2 separate regions of the Homo sapiens genome follow, and region 2 is linked to region 1. A link is an interaction called in ENCODE POLR2A ChIA-PET data of the cell type or tissue named here. Cell type or tissue: endothelial cell of umbilical vein. All regions are shown on one strand. Links, peaks and the distances in the headings refer to the core of each region. The heading gives the core; the rest is flanking DNA. Region 1 overlaps NKIRAS1 (NFKB inhibitor interacting Ras like 1). Region 2 overlaps NR1D2 (nuclear receptor subfamily 1 group D member 2).

The links. Peaks named below come from ENCODE experiments on the same cell type or tissue, not always from the same donor. Only the 100,000 strongest peaks of a DNase experiment are listed, where the experiment ranks them.
Region 2: POLR2A ChIA-PET joins it to region 1 with 10 read pairs; 31 of 35 experiments call an interaction of 5 or more read pairs at or near these places.

What each region holds. Positions count from the first base shown.
Region 1 is chr3:23,906,363-23,911,748 of GRCh38, forward strand. NKIRAS1 (NFKB inhibitor interacting Ras like 1) reads right to left here. Exons shown (of 5, transcript NM_020345.4): 2 at 4,967-5,088; 3 at 4,449-4,559. The coding sequence starts at 4,542. Among named protein-coding and RNA genes, the nearest start is that of NKIRAS1, 7.9 kb to the right of the region's middle. In endothelial cell of umbilical vein, for the core only: no CTCF peak of the experiment used is centred there; no DNase peak of the experiment used is centred there.
Region 2 is chr3:23,963,942-23,969,327 of GRCh38, forward strand. It overlaps NR1D2 (nuclear receptor subfamily 1 group D member 2), which reads left to right. Exons shown (of 8, transcript NM_005126.5): 6 at 1,036-1,221; 7 at 3,872-4,082. Among named protein-coding and RNA genes, the nearest start is that of NR1D2, 21 kb to the left of the region's middle. RefSeq lists a silencer at 4,903-5,103. In endothelial cell of umbilical vein, for the core only: no CTCF peak of the experiment used is centred there; a DNase peak (open chromatin) is centred at 2,560.

The DNA of each region.
Region 1 (5,386 bases), core at 133-5,132:
AGAAATGACAAATACATGTTGGCTTCCATGAAAACAAAACAAAAAAAAGAATCACAGTATACTATACTGCTCTGCTGAGAATACCACTGACCCTTAAACAACACAGATTTGAACTTCACATGTCTTACATGTAGATTTTCTTTCTCCTCTGCCACCTGACACAGCAAGACCAATCCCTCCTCCTTCTCCTCAGTCTACTCCACATAAAAACAATGAGGATGAAGACCTTTACGATGAACCACTTCCAGTTAATAAATAGTAAATATATTTTTTCTTCCTTATGATTTTTTTTTTTTTTTTGAGATGGAGAATCACTTGAACCCAGGAGGTGGAGGCTGCAGTGAGGTGAGATGGCATCACTATACTCCAGTCTGGGAGACACAGATTTTATTTTATAGGCATTATCATCAAAGAGAGTGTCTTATATCCTTTGCAGTGGCTATTTTTCACTTACATTCTTCTTTTCAAATTTAAATAATGGTAACCTCTTATACATTTTAAAATAACCTTTATTTTTTAAAGCAGGTTTTTGTTTTGTTTTGTTTTGTTTTGATACAGTCTCGCTCTGTTGCCCAGGCTGGAGTGCAGTGGCGTGATCTTGGCTCACGATAAACTCTGCCTCCCGGGTTCAAGAGATTCTCATGACTCAGCCTCCTAGATAGCTGAGATTACAGGCACGTGCCACCATGCCCAGCTAATTTTTATATTTTTAGTAGAGATGGGGTTTCGCCATGTTGGCCATGCTGGTCTTGAACTCCTGACTTCAAGTGATCCGCCTGCCTCGGCCTCCCAAAGTGCTGGGATTACAGGCGTGAGCCACCACACCCGGCTTCTTCCTTATGATTTTAATAACATTTTCTTATCTCTAGCTTACTTTATTGTAAGAGTACAGTATATAATACACACAACATATAAGACATGGCAATTAACTGTTTATGTTATCAGGTTTAAGGCTTCTGGTCAACAGTAAGCTATGAGTAGTTAAGTTTCTGGGGGGACAAAAATTTGGTTGTCAACTGATGGGGGGGCGGTGTTGGCACCCCTAACCCGTGCACTGTTGAAGGGTCAATTGTACTGTATTTATATATGCCAGCAGCTCTCCAACTGTGGTCTGCAGATCTCATGAGGTCTCCTTTCAGGGGACCCACATGGGCAAAACTATATTCATACTACTACCAAAGCCATTTGCATTTTCCACTGTGTTGATATTTGTACTGATGTTGCAAAAGCAGTGGTGGGTAAAACTGCCGGTACCTTAGTGCAAATCGAGTCAGTGGCACTAAACGTATAGTTGCCATTAGATCCTCTCTTCACCATCCTGTGCTTGCAGTTAAAAAATTAAAAAGCCAGTTTTACTTAAGAATGTCCTTAATGAAGCAATAAAAATGACTAATTTTATTAAATCTCAAGCCTTGAGTATATATCTTTTCAATATTCTATGGAATTAAATGGAAACTATACATAAAGCATTTCTGCATGCAATTATGGTAACTGTCTTGAGGAAAATCTCTTGTGTGTTTTAAATTGCAAGCTGAACTAGCCATCATTTTTAAAAAGAAGAAATGACAGAAAAACTATGTATTTACAATATTTGACAAACATTTTCTCAAAAAGTAATAAAGGAAGCCTATCATTTCAAGGAAAGTAACTATGGTAACAGTATTTGTTGTCAATAAAATTTGAGCTTTCAGGCAAAAATCAGAATTGTATCCATCATCATGAACTTGACAGATTCCCAATACTGATGAAATTGGTATTTCATCAGATATTAACAAAAGTGATATGGAAGACTTCCTTAGCGAACCAAAATTTCCAAAATGACCAATTCACGATGCTAAAAAACTCTGCTTGGGTAAAAAGATCCATTTAAAATGCAGGATCAATCAATGAGATTTTAATTTAGCAGAGTAAAAAAGTTCACGAATATGATTTCAGATTCTACACTGCAATAACCTTTAAGTAACCATCACTTGTTAAGTTTTAGTGAAATACCAAAGAAAAATACCCATAATTACCTGAAAAGGCTATTAAAGTATTCCTCCTACCTTTTCCAACTACATATCTGTGTGCGGCTGGATTTTCTTCATATATTTCAACTGAAACACCTCATCACAGCAGATTACAAAGGCAAGTGTTAATAGATATGATAATTGCCTTCTATTAAGCTGGACATCAGAAAAGATTTTCTAAAAAGTAAATCAATGCCACCTTTCTATTTTGAAAATATAATTTTTTTCATAAAGTTATTTTAGGATATAATGAGTTTATTAGTGTCATTTAGAAAAAATAAGTAGTTTACAAATGTCTCCATTTTCCTTTTCTTTTTTTCTTTTTTCAGACAGGGTCTCCTAAGTTGGAACATACTGGTGTGATCATGGCTCACTGCAGCCTCAACCTCCCATGTGATTCTCCCACCCCAGCATCTCAAGTAACTGGAACCACAGGCACATGCCACCATGCCCACCTGGATAATTTCTTTCTTTCTTTTTTTTTTTTTTCTTTTTTTCATTTTGTTTTGTTTTTAGTGGAGATGAGGTCTCAGGCTAGTCTCAAACTCCTGAGCCCAGCTGATCTTCCCACCTTGGCCTCCCAAAGTGCTGAGATTACCAAGCTGTGAGCCATCACGCCTGGCCACGGTTTTAATTTCTAATACAGTAAATGTTGGAAGATACAGCCCACATAAACAGAAGTTGTTTGGGGTCCTCAGTAAGTTTTCACAGGGCAAAAGGATTCTGAAACCAAAAAATTTGAGAACTACTGACATAGGTATTATAATAAACACTAAATATGAATTTAACCACAATTGTTAAACATTATTTTAGAAAGCTAGAAGAGAAGCAGAGCACATAGAAATGGTTAATGAAAAACAGAAATGTGGGCCAGGCGCAGTGGCTCACGCCTGTAATCCCAGCACTTTGGGAGGCCGAGGCGGGGGGATCACTTGAGGTCAGGAGTTCGAGACCAGCCTGGCCAACGTGGTGAAACCCCGTCTCTACTAAAATAAAAATACAAAAATTAGCCAGACGTGGTAGCACGCACCCATAGTCCCAGTTACTCAGGAGGCTGAGAAAGGAGAATTGGCTGAACCTGGGAGGCGGAAGTTGCAGTGAGCCGAGATTGCACCACTGCACTCAAGCCTGGGAGACAGGGTGAGACTCCATCTCAGAAAAACAGAAATGTGCTTTAAGTTACTTGCCAGAAAAAAATGCTTTGATGATCTCTGTTTACTTATCTAACACAAACGTCATTTCATTCTAACCTGTGATATCTATCTTCCTTACTAAGCCATGACCTCCAGAGATGCTATCTTCACCTCTGTAACCCAAGGCCTGATTACACGTATCATATACCAATTAATAAATAATTATTTGACTCAGCGAATGAATAAATGAATGAGGTAGCCCAATTCACAAAATTAAGTCATACTCACCAAACAACTGTTTCTTCCATTTTTAAAAATCTACATACAGCAGCTCTGCAAAGTTGTTTTTGTTTTTTTTTGTTTTTTTTTTTTTGAGATGGAGTCTCGCTCTGTCGCCAGGCTGGAGTGCAGTGGTGCAATCTCAGCTCGCTGCAACCTCTGCCTGTCACATTCAAGCGATTCTCCTACCTCAACCTCCTGAGTAGCTGCGACTACAGGCGTGCACCGCCACACCCAGCTAATTTTTGTATTTTTAGTAGAGACGGGGTTTCACCATGTTGTCCAGGATGGTCTTGATCTCTTGACCTCATGATCTGCCTGCCTCGGCCTCCCAAAGCGTTTGGATTACTGGTGTGAGCCACTGCGCTCGGCCTTTTTTTTTTTTTTTTTTTGAGACAGAGTCTCGCTCTGTAGCCCAGGCTGGAGTGTAGTAACACCATCTTGGCTCACTGCAACCTCAGCCTCCCAGGTTCAAGAGATTCTCCTGCCTCACCCCCTCAAGTAGCAGGATTACAGCCACCTGCTACTATGCCTGGCTAATGTTGTATTTTTAGTAGAGACAGGTTTCACCATGTTGGCCAGGCTGGTCTTGAACTCCTGACATCAGGTGATCCGCCTGCCTCGGCCTCCCAAAGTGCTGGAATTACAGGCCTGAGCCACCATGCCCACTGGAAAGTTATGTTTTCTTAAATCAGTGATTCTATGATTTGTAATGTAATGAATTTACACCATTCATTATGTAAATACACGGAAAACCACATATATACAAAGGAATATATATCCATATTGATCTATCTATATTGGCCATTTCTTTCCTTACCTGTGATAACTTACAGCAGGCACTCTTGAATTTCAATAACACTAAGACTTTTTTCCCTCCTCTTTTCTTACCTCTTAATCTCTTTTGGTCCCTCTGGATTATACCTCCCCTTTATGTACCATCAACCACCTTTAGTTTAGCATGACCAACAAAAGACCCCTGATAGCTCCCAGAACCTAGAGACAAACTAGAGAAAAACAATCTTACCAATAGTATGATTTCCATAAAGGAGCTGCTCCAAAATTGCAGTTTTCCCCACAGATAACAATCCACAAACCACAACCTTGCAGCCCTTTCCCATCTTCTCTCAGGATATCACTGTGGAGAGAATAACAGGTCTTTTAAATTGTATACTGTTGAAATTAACCATTTCTTTTTCTTTCAGTATTTCAATTTAATATGTAACACATGCACAGGGGAAATTTTCAAATACAGAAAAGGAGATATAGAATAAGGTATAGCCTTCCAAACCCCATTCCCCAGTCTCCCATTTCCTCCCTTAGAGCAATAAGCATTATCAGTTTCTTATATATCTCACGGAGACAATGTAGATAAATATAAGAATACAGGCCAGGCACAGTGGCTCATGCCTGCAATCCTACCACTTTGGGAGTCCAAGGCGGGTGGATCACCTGAGGTCAAGAGTTCGGCACCAGCCTGGCCAACATGGTGAAACCCCATCTCTACTAAAAATACAAAAATTAGCCAGGCGTGGTGGCACTCACCTGTAATCCCAGCTACTGGGGAGGCTGAGGCAGGAGAATCACTTGAACCCAGGGGGCGGAGGTTGCACTGAGCTGAGATTGCACCACTTCACTCCAGCCTGGGTGAAAGAGCTAGACTCTGTCTGAAAACAAACAAACAAAAAAACACATGGATAGGTATGAATACATCTTTGTTTTCAAAAAGAATAAATACATTTTATATGAAGAATATTTCAATACTGATTAAGTCTATAGCAATCCAACAGACTCTTAAATCCTTGAAAGAGACTGCCTACTCATCAATATTTACCTGGAAAAATAAACATTTAAGTAAAAATTTAAGGAGGCATGAGGATAAAGTTTTTAGAAAATGGACATGATTTTTCAAAGAAACATGAAAGTTTATGTCAGTCTTTTCTCGAGAAGGGAAGAAACTGGATT
Region 2 (5,386 bases), core at 120-5,119, 58 kb after region 1:
TTCTTGGCTTCCTATTTTCCCTCACGCAGTCGTCATTTAGAAGACACACCTGTATCTGCAGTCCTTGTTTCCTGATTGAACAAGTAGAAGTCAGTGATCACAGCATTGTTTTTGAAATAAATGGGCAGTGACTTTTTTTTCTTTTTTTTTTTTTCGAGACGGAGTCTCACTCTGTCACCCAGGCTGGAGTGCAGTGGTATGATCTCGGCTCACTGCAACCTCCGCCTCCCGGTTCAAGTGATTCTTCTGCCTCAGCCTCCTGAGTAGCTGGGACTACAGGCGCAAGCCACCACGTCTGGCTAATTTTTTTAATTGTTGGTAGAGACAGGGTTTCACCATGTTGGCCAGGCTAGTCTCGAACTCCTGACCTTGTGATTCGCCTGCCTCGGTCTCCCAAAGTGCTGAGATTACAGGCGTGAGCCACTGCGCCCGGCCAGGCAGTGAGTGACCTTTTCAACAAAATGAGGCACCTTGCTGTTTTTTCTTCTTGGAAATTACAACATTGTAATTCTACCTATATAGAAATAAAGGAGTTTGGAAATATTAACTAAATGTGAATTTGGGCCTAGGCTTGTGACTTCTGGCTGTGTTGGACAAATCACTAAACCTCTCAGAGTCTCATTTCTCCACCTAAGAAATGGAAATTATAATCTGCCATGAATAATAGATTGAGAATCAAACAATTGAATTTGTTTGCAAAATTATAAAACACCATATACTAGCATAAGGTGGCAGCAGTGTTACAAAATAAACTCTTAAACCTGTGCAACAGGTGTTTGAAATAGCTTGTTATAGATGATATTTTTGCTTAGGCTTTTTTTTAATGATAAGTTAATTGCTATTTATATTAGGTTGCCAAGAGGCTTTCTACAGTATGGTGGGCAGCAAATGGATGAAGTGCTAATATCTCAGTAGATTTTACTTGTGTTTTGGGGGTTAAATTCATGTTGGGGTTTCTGATAATTGAGATGCTGCTTTTGACATTTCTTTACCACCTCTTAGTATTTAAGAGTTTTTCCGTTTTATGTATACTAGGTTTGTCCAATGAGTAAGTCTCCATATGTGGATCCTCATAAATCAGGACATGAAATCTGGGAAGAATTTTCGATGAGCTTCACTCCAGCAGTGAAAGAAGTGGTGGAATTTGCAAAGCGTATTCCTGGGTTCAGAGATCTCTCTCAGCATGACCAGGTCAACCTTTTAAAGGCTGGGACTTTTGAGGTAGGTTTTATTTATCCTGAATATTGATGCAGGCAGGGCATGTAGTATTTTATTTTCATGGATGTTTTAATTCTTTTTTTTTTTTTTTTTTTTTTGAGACAGAATCCTGCTCTGTCACCCAGGCTGGAGTGCAGCAGCGCGATCATAGCTCACTGCAACCTCTGCTTCCTGGGTTCAAGCATTCTCCAGCTTCAGCCTCCTGAGTAGCTGGGACTACAGGTGTGAGCTACCACGCCCGGCTAATTTTTTTTGTTTTTTTTTTTTTGTAGAAACAGGGTTTTGCCTTGTGGCCCAGGCTGGTCTCAAACTCCTGAGCTCAAAGCGATCTGCCCACTTTGGCCTCCTAAAGTGCTGGGATTACAGGTCTGAGCCACTGTGCCCGGCAGATGTTTTCATTCTTTTCTAAGTCAGTATTTATAGTCCAGAGTCTGAAACTATCAACAAAATAATCATCATCTCAGGATTTTGGGAACAGACTTGGGAGACTTGGTAAATCCAGAATTGTTTAGGATTTTATATATATTTTTTACTTATTATTTAGGATTTGAAATATAGGTATTCTGTATCTACAGCATATGAACTCCTGAGTTCTAGTATTGCTTTTAGATGTGGACTTAACAAGTTTCTGCAGTGTTAGACACCTCCTGAAAGCCTAGCCTAGCATTTACTGTATTCGATACAGAATAAGAAGGGCAAATAGAATGTGATTTCGTTTTTCGAGAGACTGTAGAATATTTTGGGGATATATCAGACATTTCTTATGTGCCACCTTAGCTCTTCCTGGTTTCACCTTGCTTCAGGATCCTTGGCTACTTTTCTGTCCCGCTTCTCTTGCAACACTGTATCCTGCTTGGGCTTGGGGTAGTCTCTACTGTATAACTTAACAGATGTGCCTCTCCTGGTCCTTAGTTAGGTGTCTTTCACCTTCTGTCTGCCCCAGGGCATCCCTTTTGCTGCCAAGGTGTGAGATGCCTTGGGACCTAATTAAGGACAACTCTGAGATTGGGGTGGTGAGAGGAAGTTGATGTTTGGTGGGCCAAATCTTTGAACCTTTTATGGATGGAAGAAGTGAGCCAGGGCTATATTTTCACTTCTCCCTGGATTTATTATAACGGAGGGAGTGAGATAACTAAGTAATATAATTGTTAACCGATTTAACTTGGATGTCAATTATAACATGGTGCTTAGAACACTTACTGTGATAGCTTTCTTTGTGGATAGTCTCTTTGGGTGTTGGTTTCTTGAAGCAGTTCAGTTAGACTTCATCTGCTTCCTTTGCCTTGGCTGCATTTGATGTGTTGATGTTTCGAAGTGTTGCTGCATTGGAATTTTGCTCTTTTTACTTAAGGCATAGAGGCCATGTGTTATACTTGGCAGCCTAAAGAGATTCTTTAATGCCTTTGGCCAGGGCCCAGTTTTAAATTTACTGGCACTATTTCTTGCTCTAATTTTATATTGCATTTCAGAATCTTTGTTAATAGAGTGGCAGAGTATCTTTGCCATGAGTGGCTAGAATTTCTTTTGATGTTCTTCTTGGAGTATTTATTGCTTTGGTAGAGAATCTGTCTTAAGAAAGTGGTTTTGGGACCGGGTGCAGTGGCTCATGCTTGTAATCCCAGCACTTTGGGAGGCCGAGGCAGGCCGATCACTTGAGTCCAGGAGTTCGAGACCAGCCTAGGCAACATGGTGAAACCCTGTCTCTACAAAAAATACAAAAATTAGCTGGGTGTGGTGGTATGTATTTGTATTCTCAGCTATTCAGGAGGCTGAGGTGGAAAGGATCACTTGAGCCGGGGAGGTTCAGGTTGCAGTGAGCTGTGATTGCATCTCCGGCCTGGGCAACAGAGCAAGACCCTGTCTCAATAAATAAATAAATAAATAGGCCGGGCGCTGTGGCTCATGCCTGTAATTCTAGCACTTTGGGAAGCCGAGATGGGTGGATCACCTAAGGTCACGAGTTTGAGACCAGCCTGGTCAACATGGTGAAACCCCATCTCTACTAAAAATAAAATCAGCTGGGCGTGGTGGCGTGTGCCTGTAATCCCAGCTAGTTGGGAGGCTGAGGCAGGAGAATCGCTTGAACCCAGGAGGCAGAGGTTGCAGTGAGCTGAGATCGTGCCACTGCACTCCAGCCTGGGTGACAAGAAGAAAACTCCATCTCAAAAAATAAAATCTGGCATGGTGGCTCACACCTGTAATCCCAGCACTTTGGGAGGCTGAAGCGGGTGGATCACCTGAGGTCAGGAGTTTGAGACCAGCCTTGCTAACATGGTGAAACCCTGCTTCTACTAAAAATAGCAAAAATTAGTTGGGCGTGGTGGCGCACACCTGTAATCCCAGCTACTTGGGAGGCCGAGGCAGGAGAAATGCTTGAACCCGGGAGGCGGAGGTTGCAGTGAGCCAAGATCATGCCATTGCACTCCAGCTCGGGCCACAAGAACGAAACTCCATGTCAAAAATAGAATAGAATAGAATATAGAATATAGAATAGAATAGAATAGAGTGGTTTTGAGTAAAAGTATACCCTGTTTTTCTTTTATAACTTTCTTTTATATGTGGGATGATTCATAACTGACTTGATTGAATACTAAGTTATTTTTTTATTATTGCTGTTAGACTTCTCCAAATACATTTCTTTTTCTTTTTCCAGGTTTTAATGGTACGGTTCGCATCATTATTTGATGCAAAGGAACGTACTGTCACCTTTTTAAGTGGAAAGAAATATAGTGTGGATGATTTACACTCAATGGGAGCAGGGGATCTGCTAAACTCTATGTTTGAATTTAGTGAGAAGCTAAATGCCCTCCAACTTAGTGATGAAGAGATGAGTTTGTTTACAGCTGTTGTCCTGGTATCTGCAGGTAAGCAAGCTGGTTCAAAATTGTGCCACACCTAGCATATAGTGACCAACTGGGGAGAAGATGGCAGTTAACAGGGTTCCAGAAAGTTATATAGAGGGAATAAGGCCTTAAGGAAGATGCTAAATTGTATGACCCTGTTATTTTTGTGTAACTAATTTTTTCGTTATAACAATATATGTCAAAGTACTATAGGAATAAAGTAATACTTACATCTAGGCCTTGTGTTTACCACTGTTAGTCTTTAGCTTTTTGTTCATAATTTTTCTATGAGTCTAAATCTTTATTTCATGAATTTGTTAGAACATTATGTATCTCCAGGTAGGTAGTTGTAATATGAATTTCAGTTTCCATTCAAATACAATGTGGGTTACTTGAAAACATTAAAAGTATCAAGAGGTATTAGTGTGGTTTGTTGCAGAGAAATGTGAATTAGTTGTAGGCTTTAGTCCAGTTCTGCCATTGAATTATGTGGGTAACTTGGGTAAGTAACTTTACTCTTTTGGGTCTTGGATTCCTTCCTCATCCTGTCAAAGGAAGGGGTTGTACCATGTGAGCCTAGTGTGGTGTCTGGCATAGAAGAGCTACTCAGTCACTGTTTGAATGAGTGAGCAAGATTTTTGAGTTTCTAATGTTTATTTATATGAGTCATTTATGATGTTTCCCAATGCCCCTGCCATCTTGCATTAATATTACAGTTATTTCTGACAGTACCCATTAAGGCAGAGATTGTTACTCCCAATAACAAATGGAAATTGAGGTACTTTCCTGGGTATGTCTAAGTAAGTGCCAGCTATTTTTAGGCATCATTTTATTGTATAACATTTGGGAATTTTTTAGTATTTGGTTATGACTTTGTTTCCCATTTGCTTCCTACTGTGTAAAGGGCACTGTGCTAGGCATTGTGAGAGTTATAAGTTACGGCCTCTGATTATGTAGCTAAACCATAAATTAGTAGCTCTTGAAAGAGAACAAGTTCTTGGCCAGGCGCCAGGGGTGCACGCCTGTAATCCCAGCACTTTGGGAGGCTGAGGTGGGTGGATCACCTGAGGTCAGGAATTTGAGACCAGCCTGGCCAACATGGTGAAACCCCCTTCTCTACTAAAAATACAAAAATTAGCCGGGCATGGTGGCACGTGCCTGTAGTCCCAGCTACTCAGGAGGCTGAAGCAGGAGAATCGCTTGAACCTGGGAGGCAGAGGTGGCCGTGAGCCGAGATCACACCAGCTTGCATTCCAGCTTGGGTGACAGAGCGAGACTCCGTGTTAAAAAACAAAAACAAAAACAACAAAAAAAAAACAAGTTAT